Regions from separate parts of the Mus musculus genome. Here all the other regions are linked to region 3. Evidence: chromatin loops called from intact Hi-C (ENCODE). Cell type or tissue: left cerebral cortex. All regions are shown on one strand. Each heading gives the region's core, and the rest is flanking DNA. Links, peaks and the distances in the headings are about the cores only.

What was found. Peaks named below come from ENCODE experiments on the same cell type or tissue, not always from the same donor. Only the 100,000 strongest peaks of a DNase experiment are listed, where the experiment ranks them.
Region 1: a loop joins it to region 3, with 2.8 times the contacts of the local background. A loop is called at or near these places in 3 of 42 quality-filtered maps.
Region 2: it touches region 3 in a loop (2.0-fold over the local background); 3 of 42 quality-filtered maps call a loop at or near these places.

Annotation. Positions count from the first base shown.
Region 1 is chr13:46,631,008-46,638,644 of GRCm38, reverse strand. It overlaps Cap2 (CAP, adenylate cyclase-associated protein, 2 (yeast)), which reads right to left. Exons shown (of 13, transcript NM_026056.4): 8 at 2,835-3,024; 9 at 624-796. Among named protein-coding and RNA genes, the nearest start is that of Fam8a1, 35 kb to the left of the region's middle. In left cerebral cortex, for the core only: no CTCF peak of the experiment used is centred there; DNase peaks (open chromatin) are centred at 3,931, 4,408, 4,645 and 5,125; H3K4me3 peaks cover 266 bases; H3K27ac peaks cover 1,980 bases.
Region 2 is chr13:46,621,346-46,628,982 of GRCm38, reverse strand. All of the region lies in intron 7 of Cap2 (CAP, adenylate cyclase-associated protein, 2 (yeast)), which reads right to left. Among named protein-coding and RNA genes, the nearest start is that of Fam8a1, 44 kb to the left of the region's middle. In left cerebral cortex, for the core only: no CTCF peak of the experiment used is centred there; DNase peaks (open chromatin) are centred at 972 and 2,154; H3K27ac peaks cover 860 bases.
Region 3 is chr13:46,566,990-46,574,626 of GRCm38, reverse strand. The region is part of intron 4 of Cap2 (CAP, adenylate cyclase-associated protein, 2 (yeast)); the gene reads right to left. Among named protein-coding and RNA genes, the nearest start is that of Cap2, 69 kb to the right of the region's middle. RefSeq lists an enhancer at 278-3,307. In left cerebral cortex, for the core only: no CTCF peak of the experiment used is centred there; DNase peaks (open chromatin) are centred at 2,171, 2,433 and 3,313; H3K4me3 peaks cover 960 bases; H3K27ac peaks cover 1,571 bases.

The DNA.
Region 1 (7,637 bases), core at 3,828-6,327, 62 kb before region 3:
GTGGGAAGTAGACACGATAGCATAGAGGGTGGATATCTGCCCAGCTCCCGTGCTGAATAAGGCTTATTATAAATATAAAGGTTGTGTATCTTTTATCTGGTGACCGAATGATCCAAGGCATGGTAGAAACCCCAATTTGAGATGAAATAGTTACCGAAACAGTAGTTACTGGTGAATGTTATGTGCATTTTTACCACAGTTAAAAAATAGTTTTAAACAAGGTGGTGGTGGTTCACACCTTTATTCCCAGCACTCGGGAGGCAGAGTCAGACAGATCTTTGAGGACAGCCTGATCTATGGAACAAGTTCAAGGACATCCAGGGTGACACAGAGAAACACTGTCTCAAAAAAACCTAACCAAACCAAACCAAAAGTAGTTCTACAAAGTAGAAGGAAAGACTCCATAGCAGCTACTTTAAAAAAAAAAAAAAAAAAAAAAAAAAAAAGAATGCAAGACTGTAGACGTGCCTGGTTTCTCATTTTGGCATCTTTTTTTTTTTTTTTTTTTTTTTTTTTTTTGCATCTTACGTTTCACTTGGAAGTTCCCATGTCTTTTGGAAGAGGTCTGAGGTGTTTAGAAGATGGTTTTAGTGAGGCGAATCATGTCACAGGATTATACTTACCACTCTCCACTTCTTCCCTTCCAGCTCCAACACTGGAGTATGTTTCTGAGGAGAATTCGATTTTGGAGATGTGGGGCTCGGCGTGTGAGTTTTGGTTGGAGAGCGAATCTGTCCTTGAGCCCTCAGGCTGGGATTCTTGTATGTCTTCTTGTCATCTGTGACATGCCGGAGCCCTAGGAAGGCAGGGCAGTTTTAATTGTCAACTTACCCTAAGGAAGGATGCTCTGGGGAGAGAATCTCAATAAGAAAGTGTCTAAGTCAGGTTGGCCTGTGGCCATGTCTGTGGGGGATTGTCTTGACTGGTATGAGAACAGCTTGAAAATGGGCGGCACCCTTCCCTGGTTGTGGGCCTTGGAGTATATAAGAGTAGGGAAAGCTAGCTGAACACTATGCATGCGTGTGTTCACCTTCTCTCTGCTCTTGACTGTGATGTGACTAGTTGCTTCGGGTGCCTGCCTTGACTTCCCCACAAGGATGGACTGTAACCTGGGATTGGAAGCCCTTCTCCCTTGAAGTCACTGTTGTCACAGCAACAGAGAAGAAACTAAAACAGATGGTGGCACAGCGTAGGTACAATCATCCCATCTTATGAAGAAGGAAATAAGTGCCCACCATATAAAGTACAGGAGAACTTTTGGTGAGGTGTGTAAGAACTATTGTTTCAGGTCCATATACGGAGACTGAATCCTGTGTAAGTTTAGACTGAAAGAAACGCCGTGTGTGTGTGTGTGTGTGTGTGTGTGTGTGTGTGTGTGTGTGTGTGTGTTTAAAGAGCATTATTTTTAGGATATAAATGTCCCTCTAGGCCCATGGAAAACTTGGTCTCTAGATCAAGACACTCCTCTGCGGGGTTGGAGAACCTTTAGATTCGATCACAAGTTTAAGGTGAATCCTCGCTGGAAGAAGTTAAGTCACTGGTTGCAGGTCCTGAAATACCATAGCCTGGCCAACACTTCCTGTCCACTTCCTGTCTGCTTCCTGTTTTACCAAGAAGTGAGAAGATGAAGGGTCAACTCAGCTGGGTTTGCAACCACCTAGGAGACACAACTCTGGGCGTGTCTGTGAGAGAATTTGCGTAGATTCATCACTGAGCAGAGAAGCCTCTCCCCAAATAGGGATGACCCATGCAATGGGCTGAGGCCTCAGCCTGAAGTAAAGGGAGAGCATGAACTGGGTACCAGTGTTCATGCCCCCTGCTTCTTGACCCACTATGATAGGAGCAAGCAGTCCTGTGCTGCCGGCCACCACCATGACTTTCCCTATCGATGGATGGACAGTGTCCTCTCAAACTGTGAGCCAAGACAGATCATTCCTTGAGTTGCTTTTATGAGGAATTTTGTCACAGTCATAAGAAAAATAATGAACACGGCAAAGAACCCTGTTTTTAAAGAGATGACACCCCTACTGTGCAAAAAGCAATCAAAAAAACCCCTACAATTCCTCAAGCCATCTAAGCCCCTAAAGACTGCCTGGTTGACACACAGCTAAATCATTAATTAAGTATGGTTTAGAATGCTATGCCACCCCCAGAAAGTATTTTTTTTTCCAGAGTTTGAAATCAGCTTTAGAGTTAGAAGCCCATCCCTTTACTTCGAAAGTGAGTTTCAGAGCGATGAGCAGCACAGGTCTGAGCCAGGAATAAATGTGAAGGTTTGAGTTCTTAGCTTCCAGCCCCATGTGGAGCAACCTCTATAGCCTCAATCTTACTAAATGTGCAAAACAAAAATACCCACAATAGACCTTTTTGGCCACATGACTATATTGTCTAGCATGAGTATACTTTTGATCCTGATAAATGTTAAACATTTGTATTCAAATAACCAACTACTTGCCATATGAAGATAAAGGTAGTCCAATGGTAGACCTTCCAAGAGGTAGGATAGGTACTATTTGCCATTTTTATGTCATTTGCCCTTGATGACTTGGTTTTGGAGATTGGTGGGGAAGCCCTGGGGCCAAGGAGGCACCAACCATTGGTCAGCTGAGCACCTGGAATCTCAGAGTTCTTACTGGTCTGTGTTGCAGCCCAATGAAGCCTATGTTCCTGGAGCTGGAGAGCACCCGGGCTCTCACCTCAAGAGGCAGCTCCTTCTCCCTGTATCCTAAGGATGGTGGTGGAATGGCATACATTTCCCTGAGGCTGTGGAGAATCCATATGCCTAGAGTCAAAGGGAGAGGGAGTCGGTTGGTTTCCAGGATTTGTTTTCTTACCTTTAGTGATGGCTTCTCCTTGATTGAGCTGGGCAAATAAAGCTGAGCGAGAAGGGGAGGGCTCCTCCTTTTTATCCTCATTCTCAAAGGGTGGAGGTGGCCCAGGAGGAGGTGGTGGTGGAGGTGGTGGCGGGAGACCAGGCCCAGAGGAGAGGATGGAAAACGCTGACGCTGTGGATGCCACAGGACCCTGTGGGAGACAGAAGATGGGAGCTTTGCTGAGACCAGAGCTCTGGCTGGGATTGTCAGGGGTTCAAGACTCTCCAACAGGGTCCCGGAGGCATAGCCATGCATCGAGAGCCTTTTGGAAGGTCCTGGATCAGGGGGTGTGTTCTTGGGAACACACAGTCTGTTGGGTGGGTCCTGCATGTTTAGAAATCTCACTGCAAAGTCATCAGCATACAAATATCCACAGGCCCATGTTCATGTCCAAGGCTCTGGATAAGAATGAAACCCAGGGCTGGAGAGATGGCTCAGTGGGTAAGAGCACTGACTGCTCTTTCAGCTTCTGTCAGCTAATGTAAGTAAGTTTCCTTGAATCTGGAGTTGTAGTCAATTGTGAACTGCTTGACATGGGCGATAGGAATCAAACTCAGGTCCTCTGGGAGAGCAGGGAGTCTCTCTTAAGCATTGAGACCTCTCTTCTTCATATTAATATTTATAAGCACCGACATATAGCTATATACCTATGAAAAGGAATTAAAAGCCAATTAAATTTTAAAGCGGCAGACCTAAGGGGAGTGGGACATTCCAGGCATTTTGCTACTGAGAGTCTGCGGCAGGGGAATGACTAGTTTCAGACAATCCTGGGCTTTTCATATCGAGGTAAGTTTGGTCTGCCCAGTAAGACCCTGTCTCAAAATATGATGTAATAGGAAACTAAGAAACTGGGGGAGATAGAGTAGTTTGTGTGTTTTCCGTACCAAACACAAGGATTGAAACCTTATATAAGTGCCAAATGCTAATGAGCACAGCATAATCTTATTTTCATAAACAACTCGGTATGATGAGATGTCAAAGTCAGGAAGTTTTAATCTGCAGTTGTCTTTTAAAACAGCTATTTTCAAGCACTTACATAATCTCTATTCAGCACAGAATCGCTGTGAATAGAAAAGACTCTTCTCTTATTCAGAATGTGTATCTCTGAGCCTCTGAGAGGCGGAAGTCTCCTCTCCCGGAGCTACAGTTTACTGCACTTTTGTTCTTTGTTTTTTGTTTTTGTTTTTGTTTTTCCTAAGGAGGAGCATCCTGACTCCTTCAGGATTCTGGGGTCAAGCAGAAATGGTTTCATAGTTCTTGAGACTAATCAATTTTTTTTTTCTCCCCGGGATCCTAAATGATTTCTGTCATGTTACTGAGATGAAATTTGGGGGACCTGCTCAAACTCATAGAGGACACACAGCATAAGCTTTGCATGTCAGGCCGTATCCCAGGCCTCAGTGACAGACACACTGAGAGCCACAGAATACTAGGCTTCCTCATAACCACATCATTATCCACACAGCCACAGAGGGGCAGTCCCCTCCCCCATCATCCGAGACACTTCTGCTTTGCAGGCACTCTGTTTTGTGGCTTCCGTATTTTAGGAACAGGCTGGGAGATGTCGCAGCAATGGACAAACCATATCCCATCTTCTGGGGACTTTGACATATTCAGTAGGTGACAGCCGACAGAGAGGGTTTACAGAGATAAATGTGGAAAATAAAATCTCCCACACAAAGGCGCCTGGAGCCTGTGAAATGCTGCCCTGGACGTGCCCTTCGGAGGTCCAGCCACATTTGTACAACATTCGCTGGGTACCAGGCTCCGGTTTCCAAGGTTACTTTCCAATTAGCATTCCGGGGCTTTTGCCGAACAGTGGACTTGAAACCAAACTGATTAGACCTTCCCTGAATTGAATCTCTTCGGGCTGCCCCCGCACGCAGCGGAGGAGCTAAGCTTTCCTGCCTTCTTTTTTTCTGTACCTGTTACAGACCTCTGTGGCTTGGCACCTAGTGGGCAGCAGCCAGCAAGATGGATCCCACCCGAAACCCAGTGAAAGAGGGAGGAAGGCCCTGGGATGGGGGTGGGGGTGGGGGTTGAGGAAGGATTCTCTGGTGCCAAATGTTTTCATTGGTTTAGTACTGACGGACTGCTCAGGCAGGATTTAGCTCTAGATTTATTGGAACACATGAAATACCTACGAATCTGTTAAAATTTCCCAAGTCGAGGCTTTGTGGCAGAAATACTAACTGGAGAATGCAAGCAGGGTGGGCTGCATACTCCTCTGTGTGTGTGTGTGTGTGTGTGTGTATTTTGCCCACACACCCCCACTTGGCGCTTGCAGTGTGGGCATAAGTGTGGGAATAGTCGTCCTGTCCTGTGGGCTGAGATGAACCTTTAAATAGGATGATGTCACTTGGGCTGTACGGAAATTCCTCTGAGAGAAAAGAAAGAGACCCCAGAAAAGCTGTTTGCATTTAGCAAGAAGTCAGCAGCCAATGCCAGGGGCACAGTTCTAGCCTGTATCTGCTGATTTTAAAGCTGCCTTTGCAGAAATCCATTATCTATATTCAGATTTTTATTTTTTCAGAGACCCGTCATCTGACTTAATATATTTGTATTAATTCTTTGAGAATTTTATACATGCTTACAAAGTATTTTGATCATATTTATTTCCCCCTACCCCCAACTCCTTTTCCTAACTCCCTCTAGGTTCACCATTTTCCTTTCCACCCCACCCCCAACTCCCTGTGTACCACATCGGCTTGGAAATCACAATCTAGCCAAAGATGACCTTGAACTCCTGACCTATCTGCCTCCACCTTCCGTGATCTGGGATTGCAGGTGTTTACTACCAGGCTCAGATACATTAACAAAAGAAGTTGTGATTGTTCATTTATGCAGGTGCCCATGCATCTCATGAGGCTTGTGCAGGGGTCAGAGGACAACTTACAGGAGTCGTCTCTTTCCTTCTTCCCTGGGAATGGAACCCTGGTTGATCAGGCTTGGTGTTGAGCCATCTTACTTACCCGATCTGGGTTTTGTTTATTTAAAGTCACTGGTACACAGGAAGTTGGGGGTGGGGTGGAAAGGAAAATGGTGAATCTAGAGGGAGTTAGGAAAAGGAGTTGGGGGTAGGGGGAAATAAATATGATCAAAATACTTTGTAAGCATATATGAAATTCTCAAAGAATTAATACAAATATTATATTAAGTCAGATGACGGGTCAAATGAAAGACTAGATGGATTACCTTGTTAAATAGCAGTTTCCCTGGATCTCCACTTAGAATACATGTGATGGAAGCACGGAGAGAAATATAACATCTTTGACTTTTTTCCCTTTTTGAGACACAGTCTTGCTAATGTAGCTCAGGCTAGCCCCATGCACCTGTTCCTATCTCAGTCCTCCCTGTGCAAGGATCATTAATGTGCGTCATTATGCCTGGCTTGATTTAGTTTTAGTCTCTGCTGCTCCACATTGGCCTCTCACACCCGAACCTGGTTGTTGTTGTATGAATGTCTGGAATGGTCTTCGTGTGGTGGGGAGATTGGGCCTCTTGGCTTTGGTACTGGAGCCCTCAGCATCAACTCGGCCTTCACAATGGCTCTGCCATGCCTTGGTTCTCCATTGTAGAATCTGGCCTCTTGCTCAGTTACTTCTGTACTCACCGACTACAGGAGCAACTCACGTGTGCCCAGATCCTGGTTCCTGACGGAATGAGTGCTCAAGTGTCCTGGGAGGGGGTGTGTGTCTCAGTGTCCTAGGGACTAGAGACTGGAAGTCAGTGATCCTCAGCAAGCTACCTTTGAAAGGTAGACATATCAGGAGAGGTAGCTGATATGTTGGGGTATCCAGACTGAGTGGGAACTGTCACCAGGGCCCGGTGCCTTGGGTGCCCATTGACAACAGTAGGACCTGAGGCTGTAGGCAATGCAGGGCAGTAGAGTTCAGAGGACAGGGCGCTAGAGCAAAGTGGATTTTGCCTTCTTCAGGATTTGAGTTGGGCCTGTGCAGACACATGGCAGAGCTTGCCACAGGGCGAGTTTGTCTGGAGGGATCTCTAAAGAGGTAAGTCCTGCCTTGGGAAGCTGGGGGTGGGGGGGTTGGCACTGAAGAGGGTTCCCTTCTCTGCTGGGTGCTGCTTCGGTCTTGAGAAACTGCCAGACCGGCACAAGGACTCCCCTCATTCCGTGAGTGGAAGCTTTGGGATTAGATCTGTGTGAAGCACCAGGCTGATGAGAGGTAGGGTCTACTTGCAAACTTGGGGTCTTTTTCAAATGTTCTTCCTTCCTCCCTCGCTTCCTCTACACCCATCTCTCGTGTGTCTGTGAGTGGACAGATGCAGGCTCTGTTCTTCAGGAGCCTCCATTAGGCCAAAGAACAACTTTTCGGGAGTCAGTTCTGTCCTTCCATAGAGTGGGTCACAGAGGTGAAACTCAGGTCATCTGGGTGGGTGGCAGGTGCCTTCACTCACTGAGCAGGTTTGCCAACCCTACCCTCTCATGGCTTTTAAAAAACAAAATAACAAAACAAAATAAAATAAAACCAAACCATGGGCCCTGCGTGCTGAAGCTCAGATTTACCAGCCGAATCACTGCCCCAGCACAAAGAAAGCTTTTCTTAATAAATTCTTTTATAATATGTGTGACTTGAACAATATCTTTCATTTTATAGCCATGGGGCGTAGAATCAGACATCTCAGCACTCAGCACCCAGGGAGGTGAGGTCATGTGACTGGGATGAGGTCACCTAGCCCGGGGACGCTGAGAGCTGAAGGTGGCCATCTCAGTGCAGGAGCTCTGTGGGAGGCAGACTTCAC
Region 2 (7,637 bases), core at 710-3,209, 56 kb before region 3:
ACTGGGCCAGCACTCTACCACCCCAGCCCTTAACCAGTCTTTCAACCTCAAATTAATGTAGGGTTCTTTTGTTTGTTTGTTTGTTTGTTTGTTTGTTTGAAACAGGGACGGATGTAGTCTAGGCTGACCTGAAATTCACTGTACACCTTAAATGTCAGATCCCCCTGCTTGTGGCTCTGTGGTACTGGGTTCACAGATGTACACCACCACTCCCGGAAGTTCACCCCTCCTGAGACATGTTCTTGTTGTGTGGCTGGCTGGCCATGAGACTCGATGTAGAACTGGCTGTCAGTGACCCTTCTGCCTCTGTCTCTCAACTGCTAGGATCTCAGGTGTGTGCCACTGTGATTGGCTACACACACACACACACACACACACACATACACACACACAATTTCTGCATCTTGATCAATGGCAGTCAGATCAACATGTTTCCAAACATAAAGAACATCCTTGTGAACCGGCAGATTTTACATCGACACTAATGTCACAGTTCCATTACAATTATAACAAAGAAAGATGATTGTGGAGATTTGGCTCAGTGGGTAAGCGTGCTTTTTCTTCGAGACACGAGGACCTGTGTTTGGATTTCCAGCACCCACATAAAAGATGGGTTATTGTTATGTGTGCCTGTAACCCCAGCACTGGGGAGCAGAGACAGGCTAGTCAGCCTAGCTAAGATGGTGAGCCTGGTCCAGTGAAAGAGAGCCAGGTGGAATAGAGACCCCTGTCTCAAGGCAATGAAGAAAGAGTTGTGGTGGGGGGTGGCGGGGACACTGGACGTTCTGCTTAGGCCTCCACATATTTGCAGGCAGGTGCACACCCCCATACACTCAGATGCATGCACACCACACACACAGATAAGAAAATAATGAAATAAAACAGATACATCTCTGCATAGCAACGGAAGGATGCACATCCTAGCAACGCAAGTGCAAGCCGGCTCGGACTCATGGCTCCGGGCTGAATTCTTTCTACCACTTGTTAGGATTTTGAGACTTCTGCCAAGGAAAAGAAAGCTCCCGGGACCCGTTCCAAGAAAACAGAATTGTTAATAATACCACAGAGAAGTGCTACATAATATTTTAAGGACATGCTTATTAATAACGTTTGGAAAGCCAATTTAAAGGCTGTTTTCTCTTTATTAAGGGATATTGAACACGATGGAGGTTTCTGATTCCCACAAAGTCCTATAATACTTATATGCAGTTGCTATAAAAAGGTGGGTGCACAGCTATGACATGACATGGGGCCTCGTTTGGATTAGTTCTTTTCAAAGTCACGGCTCCGAACAGTCTTATCTCAAGATGTGAAAGGGAAGGTCATTGAGAACCCAAATCTTGGGGTGAGGATGTGGCTCGATCTGAAGAATGCCTACTTGACAAAAAGAAGCCCTGGTTTGATCCCCAGCACTGCACTGGCATTTGGGAGTTGGAGGCTGGAAGATCGGAAGTTCAAGGCCATCACTTGGCTACAAAGGGAGTTTGAATCCAGCTTAGGCTACATGAGACCATGCCTCAGAAATAAAACAGAACCATAAAGATGACCATAGCCCCGCACCCATATCTCAGTGCTTCACCCTAGCCTCTGAGTTTGCTCTTCTCTATCTCAGGATGGTTATCCGCTGGTGGATCTTGTATAGTGCCCCTTTGGTGACGTAGACAAATCAGGGAGTTGCAACTGATGAGAATAAACAAAACCAAGTCACTTCAGAGACAGAGTAAATGCCTCACACCGGCCGGTAAAATTAGATCTGTGCTTCACGTCTTAATTCGAGTGTCTAGATGAGTCCTTCCAAAATTGATTTTTATTCGACATGCCCAAGGTAGGATTTTTTGATAAAAGTGGACCAGGGCATCCCAGCAGAGACAGTAAGTGGGGCACGGTCTCGTTCACGGGTGCGGGCTAGGCATTTGAGAGAAACCATCTTGTTAAGTGGCTGTGGTTATGAGGCTGACCTTGCTCTGCAGCTGAAACCTACACCAAATCTGGACTCTCCAAGTCGTCTTTTCTTCTTGACTGCCGGCATCAGCAACACGAAAATACAGTTTCTCATAAAAGAAGGGAAAATAAAATTTCCGTGGGAAAGCTTCCCAGAGTTAAAGATAGCCACATCTACTCATCAAAGAGAGCACGCTGGAGAGCCAACGGCTGTATAAATAAATGCCAAGAGCGACTCACGCTTTGACTCAGCTGGACAGTGACTTCATTGGGCTGGTTGAGGCTTACTTTGTCACGGAACTCAAGGTTTTTTGTTTTTCAGTTGGATTTTAGGATCCTAAAGAGATGACTGTGCTGCCTTGAAAGACCAGCACTTTGGAAACAACAGTCATGAAGACAAAGGCAAGCTAAGGGCTGCTAGAGAGATCACTAATGTTGTATAGGTATTTTTACATTTTAAATGAAAATACCCAACAGTGTCATCTTTTGAGCTTAAGAGTTGAGGTGTTGGTAATGCAGAGTAATATGTGCTGATACAGGGTAACCTGGGCTAACACAGGGTAACCTGGGCAAACACAGGGCAACATGGACTTCAATTCCAACCACTGAGCCGATCCCCAGGGGTTGCAATTCACTTAGTTTGAATGACAGGTTTGGTAGACAGGGGCCAGGGATCAGCTCTGTGCATTATTTCATGAAGTGTTGTATCACATGTACAGGATAACCCATATCTTCCCTCTTTTCTTAAGAAAACCCTTTTTTTTTTCTTAACATGATATCAGACTCAATATCAGTTCATGTCATCTAAAGATGAGAGGCAGCAGGTGGCCAGGGCAGGACAGGGGACTGTCACTGAGCAGTGTAAAAATGCGTTGTCCACTCTCATCACTGTCTTGGCATAGAAATAAAGACATACATTCACAGGGCCCATTGATACTGGACACAACCTATAGTTAATGACTGTAGCTGGTCAGGTGGAAGTGGGCAGGGGCATCATCTATGTCTAAAGCCCTGGGGGCAATCGCTGGGGACCCTTGGGTGCCTCTTCTGTGAGCTCATAGCCTCAGGGCAGAAAAGACACTTCTGTGCCTCCAGACAGGCCTCTACCTCTCCACCCTGCCTCTCCATGGCTTAGTTTAGAAGGCTTCACTTCTGTGAACTGGAAGACTCTTCCAGATCCCTCAGGGTTCAGCTCCAATCTTTTCATAGGTTTTTTTTGGAGTAGAGCATGTGCGTGTGTGTTACATGTTCACATGGGTGTACAAGCATGTGTTTGTGCATGCACATGGGTGTATGTGCTAGAGGAGCCAGCGGTCAGCTTCAGCTGATATTCCTTAGGGGTCATTTACCTTAGTGTTTTGAGACAGGGTCTCTCACTGGGGCTTGGGGCTTCCAATTACACTAGGCTGGCCAGCGAGCCCCAGGGGTCTGCTTGTTCCCCTCTCCTCAGAGCTGTCATTATAAGTGTCACACCTGGCTTTTCACATGGGTGCAAGTCCTTATGCTTATAGAGCATGCCCTTTAGCGACAACCATCCTGCAGCCCCTTCTGGAGCTCTTCTGGGAGGACAGTTCCTGTTCCCCTGGACAGAGACTCCCCAGAACACTGGTACAATAATTCGCATCACACCACAGATATTTGCTGGTGAATCTGGGTTTGGCTTGGCCAATTCCAGAACTCAGGGGGTACTTTCTTATTCATCTTACTGCTGTCTGCCAGTCACGGGGCCCAGGACCTGGGATCCAGAAGGTGTCTCATCAACTGATATCATTTACTGATATAAACATAAGTATCACGGCGGAAGTACAGATCTTTAGATGCTTCTGCAGAGAGGTTGGGACACGGCATGGTGGCCCATGGAGTAGAATTATTTATTTACTTTAAGTATATGAACACACTATAGCTGTCTTCAGACACACCAGAAGAGGGTGTCAGATCCCATTACAGATGGTTGTAAGCCACCATGTGATTGCTGGGAATTGTACTCAGGACCTCTGGAAGAGCAGCCAGTGCTCTCAACCGCTGAGCCATCTCTCCACTCTCATGGAGAAGTCCCCCACCCCCCAAGTCCAAATAGATAGAGCTTTCCAATCTCGGACTTCCAGTCTCCAAAACTCTGAACTAAAGAATATGTTTTATTTATAAAGGACCCAACGTGGAGTGTTTTGTTATAGCAACAGAAAAGGAGCCCACAAGTATGCTCATATCTCCTGTGGAGAACACTTTTGCCCGGCCACACCCTTAAATCACAACTGTCTCATAGTCTTGTCCTGTGTGAAAGAATAAATGACAAGAATCCTCAATTACACTGTGTCTGTCGATGCTATAAATGAAGGAAACAAAGTAACAATAATGAAATCATCTGGGGATGGAGAGAGAGCTCAGCAATCAGGAGCACTGGCTGCTCTCCCAGAGGACCCAGCACCTACACAGCAGCTTACGGCTGTCTGTAGCTCCAGTTTCAGGAGGTCTGACACTGACTGTCACACAGACACACGAGCAGGCAAAACAGCAGTGCACATAGATAAAAATGAATTTACTTTTGAGACAGGGTCTGGCTATGTTGCTTAGGATGGTCTCATGCTTGTAACAATCCTCTGGGTTTAGCCTCCTGAGTGTCCAGATTACAGGTATGTGCTACTCTGCCCACCTCAAACATGGGATTCTAACTGAATATGTTATTAAAGTAGTCCCCAGGATGTAGTTTAAATAAGTTAGGAATGAGAATTAACTCCTGACTCCTCAAACTTCAGAGACTTTGAGTTCTTGGTTGTAAAAATTTTCAAGTAAACAGAATAATCTCAACTATTAAATCAGACAGTTTTAAAAGCTACTACTATTTTGATTTATGGAGAGAGACAAATACTCTAAAATATTTATACTTTCTTATCAACAAACACCAAAGCCCAAAGGTATTTATGAGACAATAGAAACAGTTATAAACACACATCTCAAAGTGCCATAGTTTTGTTAATTCTACATGAGGCTATCCTACTGTTCTGGATGTACGTACAGTCTACTGAAGATACATCATGGGTTAAAATAGATCTATACTGACATTGACCTTAAAACCTTCAGGCAGACCCTGAATCTCTGAGCAGTCATCTGTTGGTTTAGACAATTGGTTTGCAGATAATCAGGAGGAGCTCATTATGCGAAAACCCGATTCCTTAGTTCTTCAAGGTTGTGTCTACTCTTCCCCCCTCACTTTGTGAAGCCCCTCCCCGAAAGTCACTAGTAACAAGTGATGTGTTACACTAGCAGTTCTGGATGCTGTAACAAGTGATGTGTTACACTAGCAGTTCTGGATGCCGTAACAAGTGATGTGTTATACTAGCAGTTCTGGATGCCGTAACAAGTGACACTAGCAGTTCTGGATGCTGTTACTTACCTTAGCATCCCCAGCGATAAAGTGCCTGGCTAACAGAACTTAAGGGAGAAAAGCTTTCCTTTGTCACTCAGTTTAAAGGGATCACAGTCCATTGTGGCCAGAAGATATGGCTGTGGGATTGGTTTGAAACTGTGCTAGGTGAGAGCTAGCTTACATGCAGGTGGATCAGGAAGTAGAGCGAGGGAGATGCCTATGTTCGGTTCAGGTTCTCCTCTCCCCCTTTTTATTCAGTTCTGAGACTCCAGCCCACTGGATAGATTTGTCTACATCCAGGCAGGGTTAGCCTCCTCACTTAATCTTCCCTGGGAAAGATCGGATGGACACAACAGAGGTGTGCCTCACCGATGCCCTAGCCTTTCTTTCTTTAATCGAATTAACAAATGGAAGCCACAGTCTATGGACCATACTAGCCAGAACCTCCTAATCTCATTGGAAATTAACCAATATTCTGGACGCTGACAGCCTTTTCAAGGTCTTTCCCAGGCCACCACTCACATTGGTGGCCAGGCCATCCTTCTTACAGCTGTAAGACACCTCTCCCCACTCTATCTTTTCATTGTCTCCTTGATAGATCCTTTAAGGAATGGCGGGCCTCGGGTTTTTATCCCTGCCATGCTTTGTCTATCTCTTCCTCTCTTGAGACGATTTATAGCATGTGTGCCAGGCTTTCCCTTCTTTCTGAGATGCCTCACGGGCTCCTCAAACACAGTCGAGCAGCAGGCATTTTCCTCCTTTCCTGCTTCTTCCTAGGCTGCTCCTAGCAATGATACCCTGGTTCTATTGCTTTCCCTAAAAATCTAGGTTGGAAATTTTGTGACTAGACTTGAGTTCTCCTCTACCTTCCCTCCCCAAACCATCACCACCTTTGCCCCCATTTATGCCTCCTCTGCTCTGTTTCTTCTTTAGGTCACACATTGATCACGAGCCTCCTAAGCTGTACTGGGTTCCCTGGGCTCTTCCCTCTCTCATGTATCAAATACAATTCAAAGCACTTTCTCCAGCTTGTAACTTTCTGCTTAGCAACCTATAGTGAAAGTAACAAGCCTTGTGGCTACCTATGACCCAACCTTCTGAGCATAACTACAAAGTTGCCTTCACCAGCTCTGCAAAACTACTAGCCTTTACAGTTTGCCTGGAAAAGCTGTGTAGGCAAACGGGATGTACACACACTGAACTCTTTGCCTGGAATCACCCTTTCCTTCCTTCCTTCCTTCCTTCCTTCCTTCCTTCCTTCCTTCCTTCCTTTCCTCTTCTTTTCTTTTCTTTCCTCTTCTTTTCTTTTCTTTTCTCCTCCTCCTCCCCCTCCTCCTCCTCCTCCTCCCCCTCCTCTCTGTCTCTGTCTCTCTCTCTGTCTCTCTCTCTGAGGGAGAGTTTCTCTGTGTATCCCTGGCTGCCATGAAACTTACTCTATAGACCATGATGGCTTCAAACTCACATAGATTCACCTGCCTCTGCCTCCTGAGTGCTGGGGGTTAAAGGCATGCACCACCTCTTATTCACATCCTTCCAAGTGTCAGCCTCGTGGCCTTTCCTGACCATCCAGGAGTCTAATTATTTTCCAGTATGGCCTACATTACTGCATTCATTTGTGTACCATAATGATCTTGGGGGTGGGGAGGTTGCTCAGTTGGTAGAGCGCTTGCCCAGCAGTTACAAAGTGAATGGTTCAATTGCAGTTTTGCATAAACGGGGTGGAACAGTGCATGGCTGTAATCCCAGCACTCAAGAGGTGGAGGCAAGACGATTAGAAACTCAAGGTCATCCTTGATTTTACAGGGGCTCCAAGGACAGTCTGGAATACAGGAAACCCTGTCTCAGAAACGAACAACCAAACTACTACACTAACAAAAAACTATCTCCCTATAATAACTTCTTTTGGTCAGTGGAAACATACGAGGGCTTGGCCTTTGAATCTGCAGCACACAGAGAAACCATCTAGGGAGTCCTGTTAACTGGAGGTTGTGTTTCAGGAGGGTATAGGTGGGACCAGGGATTCTGAGGTTTCTGTTTAGCAAGGGTTTGGGTTGCTGTTGGCACAAAATCACACTGCCTATTGGATGCCAGGCACCTCTCTGTCTTCCTTGTTTACATAAGCCTTGCTCTCTGGACTTATCCCTCAAAGGGCTCTCACCCTGGCCCAGCATTCTGTGTTGCTTTGCATGATCTTGCTGGAGAGGAGTTTCCACTGAATTTAAGCATTCCCTCCAGAGGGAAAGGGAGATCAGGGAGACTCTGGGCACAAGCAAGAGATCACAAGTCTGAGAATGTGGAGACTTGCAAGATCCTAGAAGGCTCATCCTGTGGG
Region 3 (7,637 bases), core at 2,154-4,653:
AACATTCTTTCAAGGCTCAAATTATGTGACTATTATGTGGCTACAATTTCGCCAGTTGTACCCCAACTTGTATTTCAAGCCTTACCAAATAAACCTCCAGACATCACTTTTCCTTTGTGTGCGCACGTGTGTGTGTGAGTGTGTGTGTGTGTGTGTGTGTGTGTGTGTTAATGGGCAACTGGATGATACTAAATAAAAATGTCACTTTGCTCCGCTTCCCTGCCTGAGCCACTGTGGCTCATTAACCCAGCTTTTATTCTTTAAACCAATCTAATGTGACCAGGAGCCTGAGTCATCTTTGTATTAAACTCGAACATTGCTAAGACCACAGTGTGTCATAACAACAAAGACACATTAGCTTGAAAGGTACTTGAAGCTCCTAGCATGTCTTGTGGAGGAGAGAAAAAAAATGTGCACAGAACACTTAACTGGGAGATGTTTCCCAAACGACACATGAACAAGTCACTAGTGTGGACACAGGAAGTGTTAACTACCAACCTAGCTGCCCAGGAAGTTCAAGCTACCATAACAGAGCATCAAAAGGCAGATAAGGGGCTGGGGATGTGACTTAGTCCATAAAATGTTTATAGCACCAGAGAACTTGAGTTTGTGTTTTGTAGCTTCTACATAAAGGTGAGGTGTGGATACATAGTATACTATCATCTGTAGCCCTGGGACTGGAGGCAGGGAAGTCAGATTAGCAGAATCAAGGAGCACAAGGGCAATGAGAAACACTGTTTTGAAAAATAAGGTGGAGGGCTAGGGAGATGGCACCATGGATAAAATCCTGCCAGCATGAAGACAGGAGGTGGGATTGCCACTAAGCACATGAGAGTGGCTGGATATGTCCGTGTGTCTGCAATCCTAGTACTCAGAGGGCAGTGATAGGGATAGCCGGACAGCTGGATTCCAAAGTTCAGGTTCAGCAAGAGACCCTGTCTCAGAAAGGAGAGACACGGCAGAGGACATCTGATATCAAACTAGCCTTTGGGGCTTCATGTGCATTTACGCACACATGCTCCCTTATACATGCTAACACACACACACACACACACACACACACACACACACACACACACACACAAACACACAGCACACTCAGTCCATACACAGACTAAATAAGGTGGAGAGGAACTGGGGACGAGAGTTTATGGTAACCTCTGGTTCCCACATGCATGTAAACAAACACATGCATCAACATAAACATACACACAAAGGGCACTAATATGTTCCTTAGTGAATGAGGGTGCTGGTGATGGGGTGTGCACATATGTGTGCACAGGCATGTGCACATGTGCTCTAAGTTTTCAGAGGACAGCTTGCTTGAGTCAGTTCTCTCCTTCCAGGAACAGACCTCAGGTCATCAGGTCCCACAGCAAGCGCCTTTCCTGGCTAAGCTATCTCACCAGTCCAAAACACGGGACTGAATGGACCGTGAAAATCACACTACCAACATCCCTTTCTCACAGAGAACAATAATCGCACAAATGAAATAATAAATGATGTACAAGTGCCAAGGGCACTGACTCTGTCAGAGCAAGCATCCAATAGCTGTTTGTTTAAAAAAAAAAGCTTAGAGAAGAAATTTGCTGGGTTGAAGATTAAAGAGGGCTGGAGTCTGAACAGAGACTTGCAGAGATGGAGAGGAACTGCTTACGGGAGCATCTATCTCAGAAGTGATTCCAGACACCGAGGCATGACTCCCACCGCAAGTAATTCATAAGATCTGTCAAAAGACATTTTTTTCCTCTATTGTTTACAAAAGGGAATAAGTATCAAATCTGGGGGACATTCTCGAGGCATTTGTCACCAGAAACTAAATATTAAGCTATGCTGGGAGAAAAGCCGTGCAGAACAGAAAGGGAAAGAATTAATTAATAGGCTCTCTCTCTCTCTCTCTCTCTCTCTCTCTCTCTCTCTCGCCCCTGTCCACGGTCAAAAATTCTCTCTCAACCGGTTTGAGATGTTCTCTCTCTCTCTCTCTCTCTCTCTCTCTCTCTCTCTCTCTCTCTCTCTCTTCCCCAAACAAATGGGTATGAGGAGCCTCTAGCATCCAAGTCAGGAAATAAGTTAAAAAAAACATGTAAAAGGAATTTTGGTCTCCATTCTCCTGGCACCGTTGAGAACGTATCTGTGAAACTCTCTGGAAGGCAGAGTGCATCTCAATGAGCTTGCTGCATGTACAGCAGTCTGTCTCATTGGGAAGACAATTATATAAAGTTTATTCAGGATGATTTTTTTTTTTTAACTTTAGTACTCAAAGGAGCTGCATTTTCCATTGAGAGCTGACGAAAAGCATGGTATGGGGAAAACTCCGGTGAGACCCTCCCTGGCTGGTATACGTCAACACCGATAGCAAATGGTGGTCTGGTCATGTGATTCATCCCCCAGCACATACAAATATAGAACATGACCATAAATAGTAACGGACTGTGCCCTGGCTAGCTAATTTATGACGGCGGATCCAGATCGGAATGCCAGCTGGAACTCCCTTCTCCTCGTTGGCAGGGTTCACAGACACAGGGTTGTAAGAAGATGGAAGCTCTGTCCAGAGAGGACCACTTCAGTTATGGCTTGCTGAAGCAGGAGCCAAGAAGCAGATCTGAAGAAATGGCTCTTCCAGGGCAGCTAAGCTTTGGTGAATGAGTCAGCAACTTCTTTTTAAAATCTGATTTTTTTGATTCAGGTCTTAAGAGAGTGGTCTTGTAACCTTCCCGATTTATTTATTTATTTATTTATTTATTTATTTTTAAATCGGGTCTACGATGGCCCGCAAGAGGCCATTTCTTTTTTTTTTTTTCTTCTTCTTCTTCTTCTTCAGTAAAGAATGGTAAATAGCTGATAATTATTTTATAAAGAATTCAAAGTTATCTTGACATCAAACAAACAAAAAGGGTAACGAAAAATCATCTTAGTCAAATAAATGCAGTTTTATCCCTTGGTTGGCCTTTATCACCAACTGCGGTCTGAAATTCTAACAAACTTGGAGTGAGATAGTTGAAACAAAGGAAAACCTCTTTCTCCCTGAACCCTTCACCCCTCAGATAATCGCCCAGATCCGCAGTTTGTGCTAATCACCTCACTTCCTTTGGACAGCCGTTCTTTATCTGATTCAGGTCTTACACAAAGGCAGATGAGCTCATGCCGCCTTATCAGATCGAAAACAACAACAAAGCCACCCTGAGTGACAGTTCAGCAGGACAGGATCTTAGCAAATCCTCTCTGCCTCCACAGCCCTGAGCTTCCAAATAGCTATAAAGCTACCAGTCCCAGTCAGCGCTCACAGCTCGTCACCACTTTATGCTGCTAAAGCAAACAGTCTGGGTAGAGACTGTCAGCACCTGCTCGCTTTTGGATCAGCCTCCTCCCCGCATCCTGATAAGCCAGCGATTAGCTTTCCTGTTGGGATTCAGTCCTGCCTGCTTAGCTTCGGGCTGTCAACTCCAGCAGACCCTGATGCTATCACACAACCGACATGTCTCTTTTCCTTCTAGGGCGTTTTAGTCTTCGTTCGCCCGCATCTCTAGCCAATGTGGGCGGCAGCCTTCAATCATGAGCCCCTGTGCAATTGTTTAGGTCCTTTTCACGCCGTGTGCAGCAAAACTAATAGGAAAAGCAAAGTCAACCTTTCCTTTCCTTATTTCTCTGTCTACAACATGGAACACTACCCATAAGGCTATTGGTTACAAAACCCAAGCTGCTAAGCCAGGCACAGTGATGCATGCCTGTAATCCCAGCACTGGGGAGGCCGAGGCAGGAGAATTGCCATGACTTAGAAGTTAAGCTGGTATATATAGTGAGTACCAGGGCAGCCGAGAATACACTGCAAGAAACTTGGTTCAAACGAAACCAAAACCAAATATTACCCAGCCTTCTATCAGGAAGACAAATTTTTGACCTGTTGTATATATATATATTATTTAGCTTTAGTTTGCATGTTTCTACAGAAATTAAAGCATGCGTTACTGCCCTCGGGTGCCTTTGAGTTGGTCACACAGGGAATGCATTCATGAAGTGAGCATCTTGTGTCAATTTGAAAAGGAGCCACTGGTTAGATTCTGAGTAGCTACACCTCAGAGTGGTCCATCCAGGCCACACTATGAAATGAAGACAATTGAGCAGGATAGCGCAGAGAAGATACGGACAGGGTTTTACATTTAAAATTTTTTTCTTACAGTTTTTCTTTTCTTTTTTTTTTTTAAAAAATGTTTTCAAAATAAATGTAAAAATTATGTATTTAGAAGTCCATTAAAATATGGGCTGACAGACAGCTAATTTGGTTAAGTGCCTGACATGTACTACTTCGGCATTATGAAATATTGAGCAATTATGTGACTTCTCATGGCCCCGGTGAACCACGGGCAAATGAGGCTGGACTCAACTACATGGTGTGAAAGGAGCTAGGAAGTGTTTGTATAGAAACAGCTCTACAAGAGTAGCTGGTCTCAGACACACACCCAGGCCCCCTAGCACCCCACCCCTTACCCCCTAACCCCCCAGCCCCCCATTTCCCCACACCCCCATCACCCCACTCCCCTACCCCCTCCCAGCACTCAGGAAGCAGTCAGCTATGGTGCTGTGTACCTGTTGTCACAGTGTTGGGGGCTAGACAGCCTGCCTAGCATGATCACTGAGACATGCCCCCTGTCCCCCCTTCTCCCTTCTCCCCACACACACCAAAAATTATCCTAATTTTATTTACTGTCTGGTCATGGGCCCTGACAGCAGAACTTAATGAAGCTAATCATGGCTAAGTCCTTCAAGAAGACTCAGCAGCTACGCCATGACGCTTTCTGGGCATGAACTTCAGACACACTGCAGAGTTTGGCCTTGTTCAGTCATTTGCTTTTTCCCTTACAATTTCCAGACCTGCCACTAACACCAAGTAATTTACCCCAGACACGCTCTGAGATCAAAGCCACATGACTACTTCGGCATTATGAAATATTGGGCAATTATGTGACTTCTCATGGCCCCGGTGAACCACGGGCAAATGAGGCTGGACTCAACTACATGGTGTGAAAGGAGCTAGGAAGTGTTTGCATCGAAACAGCTCTACGCATGTGCAAATGCAGCAAACACATCCAACTGTTGGATTTTTTTTTAAAAGCTGAGATGGTTAATTTTCATTGTCATCTGGATTTGGAGTCACCTAGGAGCCGCCATGTTAGGAGTATAGGTGAAGGTATTGAAGGATTTAACTGAGAAGGGGAGACCCAGCCTGGCTATGGGTAGCTCTCTCACCCCACATGCCCACTGGCTGACATCCCTTCCTCATCCCACCCCCCACATGACGAACTGCACTCTTAGACTGGGGGCCAAACAAATCCTTCAATCTGTCTTTAAGTTGCTTTTGTTGGGTATTTTGTTAGAAATGAGAAAAGCAACGAAGAGTAAAGCCTTTTTTTTTTCTCCCCCCAAGATGGCTGGGGAAATGCCCTTTTAGCCTAGAAAATTCTTGTAAGTCTTAAAAAAAAAACTGCACTTGTGCTCTGAGAAAGATTTCTCTATAGCCAGATGAAGAGATCTACTCTGGTAGTCTTAGATGCCGGGAAAAGCCGTTAATTCCTCCTTCTATGCATCCCAGTGGATTGAATTTTCTGACTTTGTTTTGCAACTAGGAATAGCCAGTCTAAATGAAGATGACCTAAGATGCTTCCAGCCCAGCCCAGCCCATTAAAATACTCTAGGAAGTAATCCTGTAATCGTCTCACCTAAGTCAGAGCTAAGGATCTAACAGTGGTGGAGGACTCAAGAGAGAAGATGCCCACTCCTTGAATGACCAAAGAATGAACCATAACAAACGCCAGAGTAGACCTTCTCTGAGAAGGAAAGGGTTACTCCGGTAAGCTTTTGAGATATGGTGACTGCTTGCTGAAACGGTTGGACTATACTGACTAACCCTGGGCTCTCTCTAAGTCACCTGACCCTTTCCTGCTTTTTCTCATCGAATCCTCATAACTCTAGGGATTACTCTTCATACCTCAAAGATGAAAAAGCACAGCTTAGAAGCTTTAATTGGCCGTATTGCAGGTGGACTACTTGACAAGTTAGTTTGGCTACAGTGGCTCAGTGGAAACATCTGGTGGATTTAGCCAGGTCAATTCTCCAGTAGCTACTTAGAAAAAGACAGAAGATCCTTACAGCTGAAGAGATGAGAGAGTTTATTATTCTCATATTTGGATTAGTGGAGCTAATGTGTACAAGACCTGGAAGTCAAGTCAGGGTGGGCCAAGTCCAAAGTTTCTGGTCTTGAATACTCTTTCAGATTTTGAGCTGGGATTGGTATTATTTAGGACACCCAGCACCAGAGAAGTGGAGGCAGGAGAATTAAGAGTTCAAGGCAAATGTTGACTACATAGCAAACTCAGAATTAATCTGGCTTCTATGAAACTGTATCAAGAAAATGGACACCCAAGTATAAACACAAGCACACACACACACACACACACACACACACACACACACACACACTCATTTCCTTAATTGATATATAAGAACATAAATATTATACCTAATTTTGGGTAAAATATGATATTTCAACACATATATACATATACACATATACTATATAATGTTTAAATGAAGCAGAATAGATCTACCTCTGCATGCATTTGTCATTGGTTATTAAGTATTTTCAATCCTGGAGATCTGTACCTCTCATGATCCCAAATAATTAGCTGAATCCCCAAGGCTACTGCCTGCAAGGCTTTCTTGCTCTGCTTAAAATGGATGAATATTAACAAATTTGAAGAGTGCTCCAGGCATTGGGAATCTTTATGAAAGGTGAGCTGAGCAGAGGGGGCTCTGAGCCTCCTTTCTCTTCTCAGTTTTCAGTCTGTGCATGCAATGAGATGGAAAGAAGAAATCCTAAATCTCTGTCTATGCAGACGAAGGCACTATTTCAGCTTAACACACAAGTCCAAGGGATGGGGACACAGCTCCATGGTAGAGTGTTTGCCTGGTATGTGCGAGGCCTGTGATCAGTCCTCAGTGCTGGTGATGAGTCCAAGTTCAAGGAAAGACAAGGAGAGAGAAAGTTCAAGGGCTTGACTTTCCTTCTACCCTCCCCCTGGCCCCCGGTCTTTGACAGGACCTCACTACGTAGCTTGTGGTTGGCCTGGAACTCTATGTAGATCATGCTGGCCTCAAACTCACAGAGATCCACCTGCCTCTGCCTCCTGAGTACTGGGATTAAAGGTGTGCCACTCCTGGCCTGGAAGGATCATCTTGGTAGAGTAAAATCTAAAAGGCAGACCTACAGTTTGGCTATAGGTTGTGCACTCCAGAGGTCCTTAGGAAAAGCTCCGTCCCCAGGATGGCAATATTGGGACATGCCATAGACAGTTAGGTGCTCAGGCTTTAGGAGAGGGCCTTAGATCATTGGAAGTATGCCCCGAGAGGGCCTGTGGAACTCTCATTCTCTCAGATTCCCAGTTCAGGATATGGGTGGCTTGCTCAACACATACTCCCATTCGGTACCCTCACTTCAGGTCTGAATCAAGGAGGCCAACCAACCTTGCACTAGAAACTCCCAAATCATGGTCCAAAGTATACAATCTCTTCATTTCTTGAGTTTACTGTAGGATACAGTGTTCACTTCAGAGATGCAAAACTGTCTCTTGGCATTCAGTGAC